Regions from separate parts of the Mus musculus genome. Here region 2 is linked to region 1. The links are chromatin contacts, found by POLR2A ChIA-PET in ENCODE. All regions are on one chromosome and are shown on one strand. The core of a region is the stretch at or near the end of the contact, and the rest is flanking DNA. Distances in the headings are between cores, read along the strand shown. Region 1 holds the start of Fth1 (ferritin heavy polypeptide 1). Region 2 holds the start of Rab3il1 (RAB3A interacting protein (rabin3)-like 1).

Region 1 (3,935 bases), core at 1,071-3,570:
CACGTGGCTTTGGGGAAGTCAGCTTAGCTCTCATCACCGTGTCCCAGGGTGTGCTTGTCAAAGAGATATTCTGCCATGCCAGCTTCAGGGGCACCCATCTTGCGTAAGTTGGTCACGTGGTCACCCAGTTCTTTAATGGATTTCACCTGTTCACTCAGATAATACGTCTCAATGAAGTCACATAACTAGGAAAGAGAACATGGGACAAAGTTACTGGTCAGCTCTCCCAAGTCCTGCGGCAAATCATCTCCTCCACTCATCCCACGTTTCCGATACTCACGTGGGGATCATTCTTGTCAGTAGCCAGTTTGTGCAGTTCCAGTAGTGACTGATTCACACTCTTTTCCAAGTGCAGTGCACACTCCATTGCATTCAGCCCGCTCTCCCAGTCATCACGGTCTGGTTTCTGAATGAAACATCGGGTCAAGTCATCTACCAATCAACCCAAGCCAGGAAACACCTCACACTGAGCCATCATGCTCTGGGCAAAGGATTGCCCTCAATTTCCTCTAAGCTTTCACCGCAGGATGCTCGACAACTGCCATTTGCCAACAACACAAGGACAGAAGCCTCAGTGCACCATCATTTCCTGAATAAAGTCTAACCGCTCATTTAGGGCACCCCTAGGATCTACTTACCTTTATATCCTGCAGGAAGATTCGGCCACCTCGCTGGTTCTGCAGCTTCATCAGTTTCTCGGCATGCTCCCTCTCCTCATGAGATTGGTGGAGAAAGTATTTGGCAAAGTTCTTCAGAGCCACATCATCTCGGTCAAAATAACAAGACTGAAAGTGGAAAGGGTACATGTTACTGATCTCCACTGCAAGGCACCGCAATGGCTGTATGCAAAGGCTGTGAGCCATCCTACTCGGCCTTTTAAAAGTTCAGTAAGGATGGGAAGGCAAACCTTGGGACTTGGCTTTATCAAGTGTTCTACGGCTCGGTATTAGTGCAGAGAAAAAAATTTAAGCCAAGCCCAAATCTACTTGTCTAAGAGGTAGGGTGCTAGAGTATCCTGCATTGGGAGGCCATTTTTCTCCTCCTTCACCAATCATGTAAAAAGTAGCTAACACAAGGTCACAAGGCTTCCAGCTCTACAAACAACCACTGATTTATAAAATTAATGCATCATGCCCTGTTAACAATTGAGGGCATTGCATTTTAGCACAAATATATTAGGAGAAGCTTTGATTTTCAGTTTTAAGCACTCAGTGTATTCATATTCCAGGAATGACAGCCACAGAAGTTGGACCTGTTTCAAAGTCCAGGCCTTCCCCAAACCTGTTTTTCAGAAACTATTACATGGAAAACTTCCTTGTCCAGCAATTGATAGCAGGCTTTTCCCAACAAGTATGTACCTACCACTTGTTAGTAAGCCACACTCATGCAAAATAAGAAAAATACAGTAACATGATGCCTTGTAAATGCAAGGTCGGGGTGACACTGATAACTACAGAAGGGGAGATTCCTAGCGATAAGTTTCAATGCAAGTGAGGCTCTGTGATAAGCAGAGAGGTGGAGGCGGCTGCTTTGAAGGGGACAAGAGTAAGCTCACAAGAGATAAGCCTCTTTACACCAGGCCCCAAGGCTGCCACTCGACACCATGACCAAGCAGACCCGCCATACTCCAGGAGGAACTGGAGCAGGATGCATAACCAAACAGAGAAGCTTGTAGGCCACGTGATCGGAGGGGACGAGCGTGCAGAAAATGCACCTAACTGCAGGGTTGATTGGCCAGGCTGACAGTCGTACTGCCCTAAGGCTTCAAAAAAAAGTGGTGTAATGACATGCCTGATCTATGCAGGAGCCACAAGGTGCTATGTGCTCAGACTTGCCACGGCAGGGCTGCCTGCCTTAGGAAAGAACCCCGAACAAACTCCATTTTCCAGAAGGGCGCTGGAAGGCGGGGAAGCCCGCAGCAGGCCACGCCCCGACCCACCCTCCGCCGGCTCCCCAAGTGGCCCTGAGGAGGCCGCACTCACCATAGACAGATAGACGTAGGAGGCATACAACTCCAGGTTGATCTGGCGGTTGATGGCAGCCTCCGCGTCCTGGTGGTAGTTCTGGCGCACTTGCGAGGGAGACGCGGTGGTCATGGTGGCGGCGGGGCGAGGCGCGGTGGCGACGCTGGAGCGGCGGAACGACGAAGTTGCAAAGGGCTCAGGCTCGAAGCGGCCGGCGGGGGTCGGAGGGGTCGAGCACCGGGTTCCGTTCAAGCACTGTTGAAGCAGGAAACCGCGGCGACTCTGGGCGAGAACGTCTGGCGCAGGAGGGGACAGCGGGCCGCACTTATAGCGGGATCCTGCGTCAGGCGAGCGCTGGCCAATCAGCGCAGCGGGCCGCGCCGCCCCGCCTCTTCCTGTGGGCGTGTTGCCCAAACCCGCAGGGCGCGGGCGGGGAGGAGCCTGTGTGAGTGTGAGGCGACGCAAGGGGCTCTGAGCTTCTGCAAGAGCGGTGCCTGGCAACAAGCGCGCTGTTTCTGTGGCCCGGGGCGGGCGTAGTTGGATCTAGCCGTACTGCAGAGGCATCTGGGTCCCAGATGGGCACAGAGGGTACCGATGAGGATGATTTTCAATTCTCACAGGATATCCCTAAACTCTAGGCAAAGTGCGTGTTGTTAGTCGTGACATACACCAGACAGCGACTTCGTCTTACAAATAGGAAAATGGAAGCGTGGCGCTGTAAATGGCGAACGACATATAAGTTGGACTGGGAAAGAGCGGCTTTCCCTCCTTCAGAATCTGTGGAGAGAAGCTCAGAGGAGGAGTAGGGGAACTATTGGCGAGGAGGTTAGGGTCTACCCTGTTCTTCTGACTCAAGCAACCCCGGCTTTTTGCTAAGGCAAACATGGCTCTGAGAACAGTTGAAAAAACAAAGGCTAAGAAGGCGCATTTCTCCTTAGAGCAGGACAACAGCCGTCTGTCTATAGGGCAATCCTGGGGCCAAACCATTTAGGTTTCTGAGAAAGCCCCTGGTGATGCTTGAAATTAAGAGACGTCTCTGGATTAGAAAAGTAAAGAAGTGACCTACGTGTGTCTGTTTCAAAATGGTCTCCTTTATCTTTCTCAGTAACCTTTGGGTTTGTCCTTGGAGTGAAGTTGATGCTTGCAGAATGGCAGGTGACAGGTGCAGGAAACTGCAGAGGGACAAGCCAACTGTGTCTATCTTGTAGCTGTGGCCCAGCTTCAAAATGGGTGCGAATTCTTGGATAGCAAGCAGAACTAGAGATTAGCCACTGCGTCTTGCTAGGCCCTGCCATCCACATCCACTTGTGCTCAGCCTTGTCTAGTCTTTAACACAGGTGGAGAACCAGCAGATGCTGTTCATATTCTCAAAACTGGAAGTTGGACTTCGATTTTGTTGTTATTGTTTTGAAGCAAGATTGACAAAGTTACTGGATCAGTAACCCAGACTGGCCAGGGACTCTCTGTGTAAGCCAGGCTGGTTCGTCAGAGAGCTGGGATTATAACCCTCTTCCCCCCTTTTAAGGTACGTCTACTGAAATACATTACTAGTACTTAGTCTTTTAAAACTACACGTTATATATGTTCTTTTCAGGAAAGATTTCAGTGGTAATCTAGCTGCAGGATGCTTCTGGATAAATATCCTGGAGTCAGACTTCAGGACGATGGCCCTAGGAGACTGATGCTGAGCTAAAGTTGATGAACAAATTCCCTTTGGAAAGTGGAGGAGGGAGGTGGGGAAAGGAGTTCTAAGTAGAGGGAATAGCAAATGGGCAGGCATGGGAATGCTTCCCTTGTTCAAGGAACCTTAAGGAAAGTGTGTTTGTTGGCCCGAAAAACGAAGTGCATGTTGGGGAGAGCTGGAAAGAACATAGTCAGACTGGCGAGCCATAAAAAGTCATTAAACTTTACCCTGTAGGTAATATGGATATATCATATCCATTTGATTTTAGGAACATTACTGTAAATCAA
Region 2 (3,915 bases), core at 556-3,055, 36 kb before region 1:
TAGCTCAGTTCAATTTACAGTAGGAAGCCAACCTCCAGAAACCCCAGAATGGCCGGGCTCCAAGCTTTCCTGGGCTAGGATACATACCTCCTAGGATATACCTCTTAGAGCTGACATGACCCGGAGCATGGTCCCTCTCACCTTCTGCAGGGAGTGGAGTGCTCCAAGGCCCCTAAGTCCCCAGAACATTCTAGACACTCAGACTCGGATCCCTATGTCCAAGGGCTGGGAAGACGGCTCAGTGGGTAAGAAGGCTCTCTGTGTAAGCCTGAGGACCCAAGTTCAGATCCCAGTGTGGTCATCATATGCACCAGCAAGCTCAGCACTGCGAGGGGACACAGCACCGTGAGAATCACTGGCATATACTCGCCACCAGCTTGGCTCAACAAGTTCCAGGTTCAGTGAGAGACCTGGGAATACAGAGAGAGACAGGACACCTGACATCTCCTCTGACCCTCCTCCTCCCCCAAAGTGCTCAAGCTGGCTCCAACCCAGAGAAGGGGGTGTTGTTACCCTGAGGGCCATACAGCAATTGTCTCGGTCCACCCAGCAGAAAGGCTCACAGCTTCCTTCAGACCAGGCTGCTCCTCAAACACACAGCCCCAGGCACATGCATTCCTCCAAGCACAATTGCCTCCACCAGAGGCAGGCACCAGGAACCCACCCAAAACACTTCCCAAGCCTAGCTAGCCTCCTTCCCTGGAGCAACTCTCCAAGAAACACAGGCTGACTTCTGCTCCCTCTAAAAGATCAAGCCAGCCCACACCCCACAGGAGCTCAGTTCTAGTGCCCTGGCCGTGTCGAAGCTGCATGGTTCCCCTAGCATTTCGACTCCAATCAGCTGGGGTCCGTGAGAGTAAATAGATCTCACCTGTTCCCCTCCCCAGGGCTCTCCTCCTTCCGCCTATCCTCTGCCTATCCTGAAACAGTCCTTAGCAGGAACAACCGCAAGACCTAGTCTTTGCAGTCCTGGAAGGAGGAGGCGTTTGTCTATTTAGACAAGAAAGAACATCAACCTATGTGAACAGGGAGCAAGGTCTCCTCCTATTAGACTGGCCAAGAACAGGAGTCAGCTTCAAGAACCGATGGCCCTAACAGATGGAAGTGAGGATGAGGGGTGGGAAAGGGGTTCACCCAGGACTCAGGGTCTGTGCCTATCTCCCTCCAGACTGTGGGAAGGTACCACCCACCTCACATCTTGAATCAGAAGGTTCTAGTCAACTAGCTAGGGATGGACCTTGGAGAGACACAGCTAGCTTTCTCAACTGCACTGCTTCTCCAGAGTTCATGGGTGTGCTCTCCTTTAAATACGTGCCCCAGATTTACTTTTGAGGTATGCATACTACTATGCACCACCCCCACTACCACTTCTCTCATGCACTCCACTGGAGCTAGGAGTTGGAGGGGGTCACCCTTCTCACCCTGGGGCAACTCAGATCGGTCCTGCCAAGGTCCTTTCAGCTCTCGGGCTGCAGTGTGTCCTCATGCTACAATGCACCTCGCTGCTGCAGGCAGGGCTGAGAGTACAGATTATCTCCCAAGTGGGGTGCAAACAACAGCAGTGAGCCCCTGTTCACCCATCCCAGGAGGCCAGCACGGCCCAGACGGAGCGCAGAGCCACCGGCGTGCAGGGACCTACCCGCTCCACATCCCAGCGTCTCCGCCGTAGCCGCGTCCTCGCGCGCCGCCAACTCTGCCGGGGGCCCCAGAGCTGCCCTGCCGCCTGTCAATCGCTCCACCGCCAGTCTGTCCCGCTGGCCGCCCTGGGTTTGCGGCTCCGCCCCACCGGAGCCCTTCCCCTGCCCTGGGCGGGTCACGTGTCTGAGAGGCGGGCCCCAGGCCACGTGCCCGGTCCCGCCCCTTTGCCGGCCCAGCCCTGTCCCTCTTGCTGCCTGGGGACAATGACCCGCCAGAGTGAACGGGACTGGTTCCATCATCTTGCATCCAGAGCTGGCCTCCGCCTTTCCCTATCACTTTCTGCCTTGCACTTTTGGTCCACCCTTGTTTGAGAACCTACAATGGCTCTCGGGGGTGGTCTCAGCTCTGTTTCTCGCTCAGATTGTCACTCAAAGTGGACAAACAGCTCCTGTACCCTCATTCAGACTTCTAGCCCTGTTACCGGTCTCTGGAGCTCTTAGATGGCATCAATCCCTGATTGACACTGGGCTTCTGGGAAGGGGGCGGGGCAGACCCTGAACAAGTTATCATTCGTTGAGCAGTTTAAGCTAAGAGAGCGCTACCTTGGCCCAATCTTACCAGCTCTACTTCCAGGTCCCTCCTCTTGCATCTCTGAATACTCTGTTCGTCCCTGCCTTTCAAGCCATCCTAAGCACAGGAGACGTCTCTGCCAACTTCGCTAGCACCTGTCTGTCCCAGGTACTTAAAAAAAGATTTGTAAAAAGCTTAGTCACCTGTCCCTCAGTTCCTATGCCCTCCTTTTATCCTGGCTCTAACCACTGACCTGAATGAAGTTCAGCCTCAGATCAGGATCCAATAAGTAGAGCCCATAGTCAACCTCTCCTTGAGTACTGCTAGACCAGCTCCCACAGGCAGCGTCTACAGTGCTCCCTGGGCTTGTAAGAACACATTTCACTCATCCATCTACACAACAGCCGCCCCTTCTGAACTGCTAAGGACCACGTGAAACGAAGAAATTCTCCAGGCTGGAACCCCAGCCTCCCTCTCTCCTTTCCCTTAGCCCCCTCTTCTCTGAGGGTGTTGGTCATGTACCACCTAGATTGGTCTCCAGCTTCTGGGCTGAACTAATACTTTCTCCTCAGCTCCCTCAGTGACTACGACCACACGCTTGGCTTATGGAATTCCAGTATGGTAAATGGTAGGAGAATGGGAGACCTGCTTTAAAGGACCTCTACTGCCAGAACCTTGACTTGCCTAGGACCCATCTTCACCAACTAATAGTGGCTCTTTTCAAAACAGAAAAGCCAGGGTGTGGTGGCACACACCTTTAATCCCAGCATTCTGGAGGCAAAGACAGGCAAGATCTCTGAGTTCAAGGCCAGCCTGCTCTACAATGTGAGTTCCAGGACAGCTAGGACTGTTACACAGAAAAACTCTGTCTCAAAAAGCCAAAAAAACAAACCAAAATAAAACCCTGCAACAACAAAAGAACCCCCCCCCCCAAACAACACAACACAACACAACACAGAAAAAGAGTTAGGCTGGAGATGGCTCAGCCAGAAAGGGTATGCATTGCACTTACAGAGGACCCACGTGTGGTTCCCAGCACCCATATCAGGCAATTCAAAACTCTGACTCCAGCTACAGGGGAATCCTATGCCCTCTTCTTCCCTCTTTTGGCCTCTGTGGGCACCTGCATGAGTGTGTAGAAATCCACAAATGAACATACACACGTAATAAAGTATTCTAAAGAAAGACAAGATGCTCCTATCTCAGCTTATAGGAACAAAGACTTGGTGAGTGGAATCCACGTCTTTGCCCATGGTTGGCATCTTCTCCATGGAGAACCTAGACAGCTCTCCATAGCATCCTTTTCATCTGACAGAATCTCTCAGCCCAGGTCTTCTACGTCCTTCCCTCACTATAGGGTGATATTTACCAGGCTTCTCCTGAGCAAGGACCAACCCTTGGGCTATGTTCCTCCACCCAATCCAGCCCAGCTTAGGGTCTGGCCAAAGCAGATATCAACATATTTGTGTTGACTTGAGCCCTTCACCTAAGCCTGAAGCAAATGCTCTTTTCCTGTTCCTTGCTCTGGTCACCATCTAGGGGAAGGAGGAAAAGACGACACAAAAAGAGTCCAGGACAGGGCCTTTGCCTTCCGAGTGTTTAAAAGCCAGGGCAAAGATAAATTCTGTCAATGGAATTAGTGAGAGACAAAGAGGATGTGTCAGCAAAGGGGAAGGTTCCCGGGGAAGAGGCCTCATCCTAGGAGCC

Evidence for each region. ChIA-PET counts read pairs that join two places held with the same protein, here RNA polymerase II (POLR2A).
Region 2: POLR2A ChIA-PET joins it to region 1 with 35 read pairs in embryonic stem cell. The contact joins the promoter of Rab3il1 here to the promoter of Fth1 in region 1. POLR2A ChIA-PET finds 5 or more read pairs at or near these places in 4 of 5 experiments (Patski and embryonic stem cell).

The regions. Positions count from the first base shown.
Region 1 is chr19:9,981,031-9,984,965 of GRCm38, reverse strand. Fth1 (ferritin heavy polypeptide 1) reads right to left here and starts at 2,320. Exons shown (of 4, transcript NM_010239.2): 1 at 1,983-2,320; 2 at 639-785; 3 at 281-406; 4 at 1-185. The coding sequence starts at 2,096. The coding sequence ends at 24.
Region 2 is chr19:10,016,084-10,019,998 of GRCm38, reverse strand. Rab3il1 (RAB3A interacting protein (rabin3)-like 1) reads right to left here and starts at 1,805. Exons shown (of 10, transcript NM_144538.3): 1 at 1,640-1,805. The coding sequence starts at 1,650.